Linked DNA regions of Homo sapiens: all the other regions are linked to region 1. The links are chromatin contacts, found by Hi-C or POLR2A ChIA-PET in ENCODE. All regions are on one chromosome and are shown on one strand. Each heading gives the region's core, a stretch centred on a gene start or an enhancer-like site at or near the end of the contact. The rest is flanking DNA. Distances are from core to core; before and after follow the strand shown.

What was found. A loop is a pair of places that touch in the nucleus more often than their neighbours do. ChIA-PET counts read pairs that join two places held with the same protein, here RNA polymerase II (POLR2A). Pooled maps may share reads with other maps.
Region 2: a map of MCF 10A shows a loop between it and region 1 (14-fold over the local background). The contact joins two enhancer-like sites. A Hi-C loop is called at or near these places in 2 of 168 maps with a recorded cell type or tissue (MCF 10A and mammary epithelial cell) and 7 of 50 pooled maps. POLR2A ChIA-PET finds 5 or more read pairs at or near these places in 1 of 52 experiments (AG04449).
Region 3: a loop to region 1 is called in a map of CD4-positive, alpha-beta memory T cell, with 19 times the contacts of the local background. The contact joins two enhancer-like sites. A Hi-C loop is called at or near these places in 12 of 168 maps with a recorded cell type or tissue (CD4-positive, alpha-beta T cell, CD4-positive, alpha-beta memory T cell, CD8-positive, alpha-beta T cell and 8 more), 21 of 37 single-sample maps with no recorded cell type and 24 of 50 pooled maps.

Annotation. Positions count from the first base shown.
Region 1 is chr11:12,328,561-12,332,675 of GRCh38, reverse strand. It overlaps a transcript of MICAL2 not described here. Among named protein-coding and RNA genes, the nearest start is that of PARVA, 47 kb to the left of the region's middle. RefSeq lists an enhancer at 1,705-2,206. Within about 2 kb of position 2,120, at least 3 of the 41 ENCODE cell types and tissues checked have a DNase peak (open chromatin) inside an H3K27ac peak, as active enhancers do.
Region 2 is chr11:12,045,761-12,049,875 of GRCh38, reverse strand. All of the region lies in intron 1 of LINC02547 (long intergenic non-protein coding RNA 2547), which reads right to left. Among named protein-coding and RNA genes, the nearest start is that of LINC02547, 17 kb to the right of the region's middle. Within about 2 kb of position 2,340, at least 5 of the 41 ENCODE cell types and tissues checked have a DNase peak (open chromatin) inside an H3K27ac peak, as active enhancers do.
Region 3 is chr11:12,597,495-12,601,609 of GRCh38, reverse strand. No RefSeq gene overlaps it. Among named protein-coding and RNA genes, the nearest start is that of TEAD1, 75 kb to the left of the region's middle. RefSeq lists an enhancer at 1,794-2,088. Within about 2 kb of position 2,294, at least 2 of the 41 ENCODE cell types and tissues checked have a DNase peak (open chromatin) inside an H3K27ac peak, as active enhancers do.

The sequences.
Region 1 (4,115 bases), core at 871-3,370:
GGGCTCATCATGTCACACCATGGGACTTGGGAACAGGGCAACTTGGGCTACCGAGCTGATGTTCCTGCTGTTTGCTATGCTGTGAATAATAAACTCTCTTGCTCTGATGTACTGACTTTTGTTGTTTACTTTTTGCACCTACATAGTTGTGGCAAACAACCCAAGTTCCTTGCATGCTTAATCATCCACTTTGAAGTCTTATTACTCCTGACCATTATCTATAAGGTTGGTGTCCTTTTCTGACAATATCCCATTATATTATGTGACAAAATAATATTATCTGTGTTTCTGTGTTCATGGCTACCTGTATTTAGAGAGACTCCTTTAGAATCACAGAAGATCTCAACCCTTCCCCTGCTCTGCTGACTTATGAATGCACAGCAACCAGCCATGTCTAATGATGGATGAAAGGGTACAACCTTTAACTCACTGCCTTCAAGTACCTTTTGAGAACAAATAGTTATGGAAGGAAACCTAAAGAATATCTATTTCCTAAAACCCATTCCCAAATTGTGGCAGAGTGTCAGAGAGGCATGCCTCAAAACCCATAGTCTGCTATCTTTGTTGAACAGCTTTTATTGCATTACTGTTTTTTGGGGGCGGTGGTGGCGGGGGTGTGGGAGTGATAACAATGAGTCCTCATTGAGATCCTTGTTTGGATCAGGCATGCAAAATTCATGTATTACAAATATTTAGAGAAACCGGCTTAAATCTCTTGTAGGGAGTATAGTTACAAATGAATGTGAATGGATGAACAAACAAATAAATACAATTTGAGAAGTCATTGACCATCCAGCTGTGTTTTATAATAATAGGGACATAAAAGAAAAGAGAAGGAATATTTTTGGATACCTATTTTATTTCAGGCCCTTTTGTGGGTGCTTTACTAACATTATTTCACTTCATCTTTTCTTCATACCACCTCTGTGAGGTTGGTATTATTCATTCAATTTTACAGATGAGAAAATTTCGCAGAAAAGTAAATAATTGTATAAGGACTACATTGGGATTCAAACTCAGGAGTGTCTGATTCTAATGCCTGTGCTCTGTCCAGGACACCTCACTGTACATTATCCAGGAATTTTTATTCCTCGGGTCCTCAGCAGCAGTGAAAACCATGGAGTGTAAGCTCAGCTACCTCCCCGGTCCTGGAGAGGCTTTCGCTAGCATTTCTCACATAATGTGTGCTCCTGCTGCCACCTGCTGGCACTTTGTGCATCCTAATTTTTCTTGGTAAACCCCTCAATCTCCGGGAAGAAGAAACCATCTGGCTCCAAAAAAGGCAAGAAGCTCCATGCAGACAACTAGCTGGTAAATCTTCCCCAAAGCTGGTAAAGCTATAAGGGAATAATTATTCTCATCGACCTCCCCTGGGGAGAAATCCTTTCTCTTTCGAAGTTACTCAGTTTTCATCAGATTCCAGGTATTGAAAGAAAGCCCAGATTGTGTTATCCAGACCATTTAAATTTGAATGGTGGTCTCTTGCTAGACTGGGGTATTCCATGCCCCTAGTATGTAACACTGATCATCATATTGACAAGCAACAAGCCAGTAGGTAACAGTGCCTCAACCAATAAGAGTCTAAGTGGCTGCAGAGCTGGGCTTGGCCTCTTTCCAGAAGGTGGTAGGGCCCCCAGGAATCAGGTTACTGCATATCCTGGTCCTTCACCTGGGCAGCTAGGACCAAGAGGGGACTCTCTTACCTCTGTCAAAGACATCACACACACAGACACACACATACAGACACACACACACACACACACACACACACACACTCTCTCTCTCTCTCTCTGTCTCTCTCTCTCTCTCTCTCTACCCCTCTCTCTGTCTCTCTCTCTCTCTGTCTGTCTCTCCCTCTCTCTCTCTCTCTGTCTCTCTCTCTCTCTCTCCACGTCCTGCAAAACATAATGATTTGTCATCTGGGGTGGATTATTAGATTTTTGTTTTCCTTTGTTTCCCTTTCCTTGACAAAATGGGGAAAAACCCTTCCCGGGGGCGGGAGAGCTTATTTCTGACTGCTGTAAAAAAAGAAAGCAGGAATTGTTGTCACGACAATGAGGAGCTCATCAAAGCCTCATTTTGCTCATCAGCCATCATTGCCCTCCATCCCGCACCCCCGCATGTTCCTCTAATTCAATGCCCGCCTAATGAATAACTCCCAGAACAAAAGCCCCTTTCAGGCTGCCTACATAATTATCAGAGGAGCCTTGCATAACTGTCGCAGACTACTCATGTTTTCAGGTCTGTCTCTAAATTTGGTTATTCACAACCTTTATAGCTCAATATTATTGCCTAACTGTGATCATTTTCTAATTATCCTAATAATACCTATTAAATAATTCCCATTAAATCACTTGAACCGGAGCAGCACAGGCCAGCTCAAATACAACTTAACCTAATAAGCGTTGGTCATTCATTAAGCAACAGGGCAATCTCTTAAAGGGACTGAATAGAATATTAAACCACCAAGGAATATTATTATTGCACAAATGTTATTACAAGTTAGAGTATATTAATTTTGGTGGCTGGTCTGCAAAACTTCCATTTGGTTGCTTTTGAGGCCACTCTCCCGTCTTGACTCTTTTAGTCTCCAGCCCCTTGTTGATCTGCATCTGTCACCCACACAAGGACAATCATGGGAAAAAGGCCCATAAACTTAACAGGGGAATTAAATTACCAAGGATATAAAGGGAATGAATGGAATCCATCTTCTGTCTGGCTTGGCACACCTCCGAAACATCACAAGCTGGCCAGATTTCTTTTGCTATAACTCAAACTAGCTCTCTCTTTTCTTTTTTTTTTTTTTTTTTTTTCATATTTGGGGATGAGGAAGATTTTCAGAAGATGCTTTACAATTTTGGTTTCTATCATTTAAATTTCAAGCAGTAAAAATTAGACAAATTCTTTAAAAGAAGATGTGTGTGGATACTTAGTAATATTTTGTAAAATGATATGAGTAGTGTTTACTAAATGCCTACAACCTAGGCAATACTCCGGTAGAGACTTTGCCTATCAACACTTCTAATTCTCAAAATGACCTGATAATATGGGGATTATTATCTTCACTTTTCAGATAAAAAATCTAGGACCAGAGAGGTTAAGTGATTTTCCCAGGACTATTCAGCCTAAGCGGAGTGGAATAGAATTTGAACACAGGGCTTATTGGCTTATTGGCGCCCACAGCTCCCCACTTCCCACCATGCCACCTCTTGGCCTGTGTTGCTGGCGGCAAACTGAAGCACGCCCTGGCTTTTCTGGTTTTTCCTCTTCTTTTCTAATGCTCTCACTGAGATCAGCAGATTGTCAAAGACAAGGACCAGAGCCTTCTGGACTGGGAATATGACCAAGCACCAAACAAGGGCAGTTCATTCTACCAAAAGTCCCACAGCAGCTGTAGAGATGGACAGTGACTCTCAGTCCAGGCAGCAAGAAACTCTTTATATTTGTAATAAGCCTATTTCTAATGAGCAAATTTGGGTCATCTTTGCAAGGAAATCCAGTGCATTGTAGTAAAAAAAACAAACAGGTATTGATTAATCATCTGCTCCATGCCAGGCACTGGCTATGGATATTACATAAATTATTTTAGCTAATCCTCACCACAAATACAAGTAACAAGTATTATTAGCACTCCCAATTTACCAACAAGAAAACTGAAGCACAGAAGAGGTAAAGTCTGACTCTAGCATTTCCCTGAAATCTAGTTGCTAAATTAACCATGCAGTTAATGAAACTGAAACCTCAGGACCCCTTACTTGGATGGGTCCTTGCAAGGTTCTGGAAGCAGCCCTCACAATTTTACATGCATGACTTTGCATGAACTCCAGGCCTCAGGAAATCTGGGTCTGCACCTGCTAGTTTCATCGCTCTCATGTAACTGGACTCTTAAAGAATTGAAATCCTAATGTTTCACTTGTTAAGTAACAAGTAACCTGTTGTTTATATTATTGCACATTATTTCAGTGCTCAGTTTTTCACCTTTTATATCTCAAATGCTGAAGGCTGAAGACATCACATTATAAAACTAAAGAGACAATACCCCCAACAAACTCTTAGGGCCCCCCAATTCATGAGCCACACCCCTACTGGAAGATTTCCGAAAATGTAGGTTTCTT
Region 2 (4,115 bases), core at 1,091-3,590, 280 kb after region 1:
CTTTTTCTTAACTGATTAAGGGGCTGGGGCTCAGATCTTGACACACTGTGACAGGCATTTCCTCTGCTCTGTTTCTTCTTGGTGCCTACCCACTGCTCCTTCCCAATTTGATGTTGACTTGTTGTGTAGACCAATGGAGTCCAGTTTTTGGTTACTGTGTTAGGACCCAGCAATTTGAGCCCAGGCTATGTTAACAGCGCTCTGTAAATGGTACCATGCACTGCCCCGGAAGGCCGCTGGTGTCACTTCTCGCTGACGTCACCCTGACTGCAGGATCTCCCTCACAGACCTCCGACTTCTGCTGTCAGTGCAATCCTCCCCAGGCCTTGCCAGTTTCCATGCTCAAGGCCCCGCCTGCCTGATGACCACCTGTCTCATTAAACTTAAGCAACTCAGCCTGGCTTCCAAGATCTGAGTATCTTCTTAGCAAATTCTCTTCTCAGGAAGTGTGTCCCCTTCCTGAGCACCTCGGCCAAGCTGCCCCATACTGTGTTAGCTCTGGCCCCTCCCTTACCCACCTCTGAGCATTTCTTTGCTCACGCTGTTCCTCTGCCCTCACACCATTCCCTGCTGCCACTTCTCTCTCATTGGCTCTGCCGGTCCAAACTCTACGCTGTTTCAAGACCAGTTCTAATCTCACCCACTTTCTCTACGAGGACTTAGAAGAGCCTCCCACCCCACACTACTTTCCCATCAGACTCTGGCTCACGGGATGACACACTGCCCTGTGTGTTGCCTAAGAATTGTTTTCAGGTTGCTTCATGGGCCTTATCTTGCCTTCTGACCTAGATTGCAATCTCCTTCTAGGCAAGAATCAAGCCCGGTGCAAGAATCAAGCCCGGTGCTGCCTTTGAACGAGATGTGGAACCCGACACAGGTCTGGACACAGTATAGCCAGGGGATGAGGGCTTGTGGGTGAGTGCACGCAGAAAGGCACACTCGGCTGGGGCGGTAAGGCCGCAAAACTGTGTCCTAGGCACTGCGTTTTGTGATTTATCTGTCTTAGCTCATCTAATAATAACTGTGGCGGCAGGGTGATATTATCCCCAGTTTAGAGATGAGAAAACAGAGATTGAAAGAGATTAAGTGACTTCTCTGAAGCCACAAAAGTAGTCCAGTTGTCTCTTGCTAACTGTGGGGGTTTGGTTGCCTGATCCCCTTGAATACCAAAGTCTGCGGATGCTCAAGTCCCGTGTCAGCCCTGCAGAGCCCTTGCATAGAGGACACTTTGCTTGTAACCAGCAAAATCAGGGGTTAATCCTAGGTGGGTCTGACTGCCTTTCTCATAACCTTGTAACAACCATATCCATGGGAGGCAGCATGCTAACAGTGAACTCTCTGAAATTCTAAAGCACACCCTACCCACAAGAGATCAGAGCAAGTTCTAGGGTGGCACTGTCCAACAGAACTTTCAATGATGGAAATGTTTATTTCTGTGCTGACATGAGAGCCACTGGCCACATGTGGCCATCGAGTACTTGAAATGTGGCTAATGAAGTAAAGAACTGGATTTTAAATTTTATTTTATCTTAATTTGTTTATTTATTTGAGACAGGGTCTTGCTCTGTCACCCAGGCTGGAGTGCAGTGGCGTGATCTTGGCTCATCGTAGCCTCAACTTCCTGGGCTCAGGTGATTCTCCCACCTCAGCCTCCCAAGTAGCTAGGACTATAGGTATGCACCACCATGCCCGGCTAAGTATTTTGGTAGAGACAGGTTTCAACAAGTTGCCCAGCCTGGTCTCAGACTCCTGGGGTCAAGAGATCTGCCCACCTCAGCCTCCCAAAGTGCTGGGATTATAGGTATGAGCTACCACCCCCCAGCCTGCTTATTTAATCTTAATTAAAACGTAAGTACTGTGGTCACATGTAGCTAGTGGCTTCCATATTGGATAGTGCTTCCCAACCACGTCCATGTCAAGTCAACATAGAAAATACTAATTACGCAATAATGAGACTGTTTGCTGCCAGAGGCAACTGGCTCAAGGGGTCCTGCCTTCCTGACCCCACCTAGCCTCCCTCAACAAATCTGTAGGCCACTTTAGGCACACTAGCTCTTCACAATGGTCAAGCTTCCTGCCAGCTCCCAGCCTCTGGGCCTGGAACACCAAAGTCATTGTGATCGTAAGAAATGCCAGCATAGGAGATGTGCAGGACCTTGTCAGTTCTTGCATGGTGTCCTTTCCTCCATTCCACACACAGTGCCTGGCCCTGGGCAGGGGCTGGGGTAAAAAGAACTCAGAGCCAGCCCTCACTAAGCACTCCCACGAGGCCATCTGATTCATATGCCCCAAACTGTTCTTTTTTGGCAGCACTTTGGCGCCCCCTCCTGGGCATCCTGCAGAGTTCAGGTGCGCATAAATTTGCCAGGAGGGGACAAGGACTTGGCCCTGGGACTGACCGCAGGGCTGTCAAAGACTTCCAGCCCCCCTGGCCAGCCAAGTGAGGGAATGCCTGCCCTTTTTCCAGGCCCAACTGGGGCAGCTCTTTTTCCTGCAGGGAAAAGGCACTTTACTGGCAGCCCTGGGGAAGAGGCAGGGGAGGCAGCTGAGTCTGGAAACGGGAGCATTCCAGAGCCCAGGCCTCTAGGCCCCTGTGCACTCTTCACACTGTGCCAACCCTGGATTTTCAGAGAGAAACCAGAGAGGATGGCTTGGCAGAGGCCCTTTTGGAGGTAACTGGGAAGCAGGAGAGGATGTGAAGTCAAGGCTGGTCTCTGAAGTGGAGGAGTTGGCCACAGGGAGAGAGGAGATAGGAAAGGACTTTGCAGTGGAGGGGGCAGCCAGGGAAAGCCCTGGAGGAGAAGGGGAGGGTGATCACCAGGGCATTAAAGCGGTCAGCGTGGCTGGAGTGGAGAGGTTGAGTGGAGATGAGGGAGGTGGTGAGGCTGCTGAGGTGAGGAGGCTGAGGTAGGAGGATCGAATGAGCCCCAGAGATCAAGGCTGCAGTGAACCGAGATCATGCCACTACACTCCCACCTGGGCACTGGAACAAGACCCTGTCTAAAAGAAAATGTGAAAACCATTCTTAGCTCTTAGGGCATACAGACACAGGTGGCAGGCAGAGTTTGGCTTGAGAGCTATAGTTCACTCACTCTCATTCTATCAGAAGGTGCCTGGATGGTGCATGGACAGGCCAACCCCTCTCCCACCCTCCAGCCTTTCCCCATCGCTTCACTTTCAAGTCTCATGCAGCCAGCCAGCCAGGTTTAAACACCACCTCCTCCAAGAGGACTTTTCTTACCTTCCCAGTCCAAGTTAGCCTCCCCCACTGTATTACTCCATTTTCACACTGCTGTAAAGAACTGCCTGAGACGGGGTAATTTATAAAGAAAAGAGGTTTAACTGACTCACAGTTCCACAGGCTTAACAGGAAGCATGACTGGGAAGCCTCATGACACTAACAATCATGGCGGAAGGCGAAGAGGAAGCAAGGACCTTCTTCACATGGTGGCAGGACAGAGAGCAAGGGAATCTACCACACGCTTTTAAACCATTAGATCTCATGAGAACTCACTATCACTAGAATGGCAAGGGGGAAAACAGCCCCCATGATCCAATCACCTCCTACCAAGTCCCTTCCTCCACACGTGGGGATTACAATTCTAGATGAGATTTGGGTGGGGACAGAGAGCCCAACCATATCACCCATCAACTTTGTGCCCCTTATAAAGTTACTGACCAGTAACTTACTGACCTCTGGGTGTGTATATGTGTGTGTGTATATATGTTTGTGTGTGTGTGTGCATGTGTGTGTATGTGCATGTGTGTGTTTGTATGTGTGTGGATATGTGTGTGTGTGTGTATTTGTGTATGTGTGTGTATTGTGTATATGTGTGTGAGCGCCTTTCCTTGCACCAGCCCTGTGCTGTGCCGTGCAGTAGCCACTAGCCACATGTGGCTATTTAGGGCTTGAAATGTGGTGAGTCCAAATTGAGATGTGCTGTGGGTGTAAAATACACACAGAATTTCAAGCAGCATAGAAAACAAGAATATAAAATATTTCATTAATTTTCCAGCTCTTAGGGAAGTTGATGAATTTTAATTACTGAATTTTATTTTAATTACATTTTAAAATGACAAGATATTGGATATATCTTATTAAATGTATTATTATT
Region 3 (4,115 bases), core at 1,045-3,544, 270 kb before region 1:
CCTTTCAGTTACAAGAGCCAATAAACCCCTATTTTGGCTTTAGGCAGTTTGAGTTGTACTTATTTCAACTACCATAAAATTTTAGGTAACTAATGGACATTGTTAAGGATGTGGCATCACTTATTTAATCTGTCCTCTATGGATGGGCATTTCAGTTGCTCAAAGTTTTAGCTGTTATAAGTCATGCAATCCCTGGAGCTGGTGGAAGGAGGGGGTGGAGGAAGATGTTGGGTAAATTAAAGAGCCAATGTTTTGTGAGAGGCACAGAGAATTTCCTAAGAATAAAGCAGCAAGAGTCTACCTTCAGCCTGCATAGTTAAACCAAGGGAGAGGTGATTGTTTCATCAGACTTTTCATTAGAGGACTGGGGGCTTCTCTTCCACGGGCAAAGGAGTGGCCAGGAAGGAGATAGGGCTGTTCTATAACAGTATCAGCATCAGGCAAGGGGAGAAGGCAGAGGGGCAAGGCTGTTGCCTGCCCGAGGTTCCCGAGATGGGCTCTGCTCAGGCCCTTGTCACGCTTGTGATCACAGCCTTGCCTTCAGCCCTTTCCACAGACCTTTTCTCTCTCTACTCACATACCATGTCATAGCCCTTTGCAAAGTGACCTTTAGACCTTGTGTTAATCAGTTTCGGCTCCTACAATAAAGTAACAGACTCGGTGGCTTATAAATGATGGACATTTATTTCTCACAGTTCTGGAGGCTGGAAGTCTGAAATCAAGGTGCCTACATGGTCAGGTTCTGATGAGGGCCCTCTTCTGTGTTGCAGACTGCTGTCTTCTCATTGTGTCTTCACATGGTGGAAAAAAAAAAGCGGTGGGGGGTGCCCTAGAGAGCACTCTGAGGTCCCTTTTATAAGGGCACTAATCCCATCCATGAGGGCTCCACTCTCATGACTGAATCACCTCCCAAAGGTCCCATTTCCTAATACCATTATATTGGGGATTGAGATTTTAACATATGAATTTTGAGACATTCATATGTCATTCAGCTCATTGCAGATCCCAAAACATACAACAAGAAACTTAGAATATAATCATTTGAATAACTTTCAAGTTTGCAAGTAAAAATCTGTTATAAAGGCAATATTATTATTATTACTATTGCTCATTTGAAAATGAGAGTATAGTGGAAATAGAAGAGGGCTTCAGCATACTCTTTGAAGTCAGAAAGATCTGAACAACTAGTAGATTAAAAACCTCGGGTAAGCTACTTTTTATGCCTCAGTTCTTAATCTATAAACTGTACATAGCAAACACTTTGTTCATGTAATTATGGCAAGGATTGAATGAGATAATTTTTGGCAGCATGGCATATGGAAAATAACTGATGAATGGTAACAGACATTATTAAAAAACAAAGGCTCAGGGAAATAGAGACATGTCCAAGTTCTCATAACTAGGGAGGGTCCAGAACAGTCTTGGATCCACCCATGACTTCTGATTCTTGTTCTTTCCACTACACAGTTTTTTTTTTTTTTTTTTTTTTTTTTTTTTTTTAAGATAGGGTCTTACACTGTTGTCCAGGCTGGATGAAGTACAGTGGTGTGATCACGGCTCACTGCAGCCTTAAACTCCTGGGCTCAAGTCATCCTCCTGCGTCAGCCTCCTAAGGTGCTGGGATTACAAGCATGACCCACGGCACCTGGCTCCACTGCATAGCATCTGAATGTAAATTGGGCAGTCAGGGAAGACCCAGACTAGTCTCTCAGCCAGTGAAGGGAGAGTATGGAGATAATTTGTTTCCAGCTCTTTTTACTTAACTGTTGGACAATTTCCCTTTCTCAAACATCCTCCAAATACTGGTGTATTTAGAATGAGACCCTCGCAGGTGCTGACCTAACACCACTTCAAGGTTTTCTACCATAACTAAGACCTCAACGAGTTGTTCGATTTCCCAGAGCTCTCGGCCCAGGCTCCCCCTGGCGGCCGCTGCGGAGAAGCACCCAGTACCAACTGGGCCAGGGAGCCTCCGCGCTCGTGGAGCAGAAGGGTCAAGAGCAGATGGTGGCCGCCATTTGTATTTACTAAGCCCAAGCAGGGCAAACACTTCACAGGAGGCACCCAGCTTGTGACGCAATCCTTCCCCAGGTGGAGGACACACTCACATTCTGCTCTGGGGATTCCAGTACCAAGAGGACAAACAGTGGTAGGGGACAGAGCTTAGGTCCTCTGGGAGGAAAGTGGCTGAGGAATTGGGTGGAGGAGGCCGAAGCCTTTTATGGCCTCTCTAATTCTTAAGTAGTTGGCTCACATCCCTCAGGGCTGGCGTTATAATGGTACCTGCGGTGCTTAGCCAGCTTGGCCTAGGGAACTTTCTCGTCCAATCTGGACTGGGCCCTGAGCTCTGTGCAGCCTGTGTCTATTCTTGGTCACACACTTGAATACTCCAGTTTTTGACTACCCAGTTTCTAATACATTTCAATGGAAGCCTGTGCTGTTTAATCCCCAGGATGCCCCTGTAAGCTAGATTCTTTTATTATCCTCATCTTGGAGATGAGGAGACTGCAATACGGAGATCCTGTGTCTCCTGCTGAGGATCACTCAGCCATGCAATAGAAAAGTTGGCATTGAAGCCTAGATCTGAGAGCTTCAAGGGCTGTTTGCCTTCCACCAGGCTATCCTGCACTGAACACAGTAATTATTTGTTACCTATAGACATGACCAATCATAGAACTGAAGAAAAAACCTGGAGTCAAAGCAGAAGGGAGAAACCTAATTATTCACAATTCTACTTGTGTCTTCCTTCCTTCCTTCCTATCCCTCTCCCTCCCTATGGTTTGTTCTACAAGCTTTCCTTTTATCAAAGAATCACTGCCAAGCCGCAGCTTCCTGTGTTTTGTCTTATTACTCAGAGAAGAAAGTAGTGTCTGCTGGCTTGATCTGTAACTCGGGCCGTAATTACTTCTGAACTGTTAGGGTTCAGAGGGCTGGCTAAAGATCTCCAAGAAATATCAGAACCTTCTGATTCTGTCATCTCTTGGGTGGAACTTAGAGACAAGTAACGTTATTGGAGCACTATTAAGTATCATATTCTGATTTATAGATAGATATTCTAAGGGGTATGTGTCTGTGTGTATACACACACACACTGTGTACACTTTGGGTCTGGGCTCTTTTGCTCAGCATAACACTTCTGAGATTTATCCATACTGTTGCATACATCAGGGGTTTGTTTCTTTTTATTGCCGAGTAGTACTCTGTTGTATTGATATACAACAATTTATTCACCATTCCCCCTGATAGACATTTGTGTGGCTTCCAATTTTGAGCGATTATGAAAAATGCTATGAACATTTGTGTACAACTCTTTGTTTAGACATATACTTTTGTTTTTCTCTCAAATGTTTTATTTCCTGTGAATGAAATTTCTGGGTTGTATGCAAAGCATGTGTTTAACTTTTTAAGAAATTGCCAAACTGTTTTTCCAAGTGGTACTATTTTATATTCCCACTAACACTGTTGGAGTTTCGGTTGTTCTACATCCTCATTAACACTATTATCAGTGTTTCAAATTTTAACCATTACACATAAGTTTTAGTTCATGTTGTCTCATAATTTTAATTTACATTTCCCTGAAGATTGATTATGTTGAAGATATTGTTACGTATTTATTAGCTGCCCATAATCCTCTTTTGTGAAATGGATGTTTAAATATTTTGCCCATTTAAAAAAAATCGGGCCTCTTATCTGTTTCTGAATGAGTTATAGGAGTTCTTATATTCTCGATATAAATTCCTTGTCAGGGCTGGGCGCAGTGGCTTACGCCTGTAATCCCAGCACTTTGGGATGTCGAGGTGGGTGGATTACTTGAGGTCAGGAGTTTGAAACCAGCCTGGCCAACATGGTGAAACCCCGTTTTTACCAAAAGTACAAAATTTAGCCAGACATGGTGACAGACACCTGCAATCCCAGCTACTTGGGAGGCTGAGACAGGAGAATTGCTTGAACCCGGGAGGCGGAGGTTGCAGTCAGCCAAGATCATATCACTGCACTCCAGCCTGGGTGGCAGAGTGAGACTCTGTCTCAAAAAAAAAAGAAAAAAATTCCTTGTCAGATGTGTGTATGTCCGTGTGTGTGTATACATATGTGTGTGTGTGTGTGTGTGTGTGTGT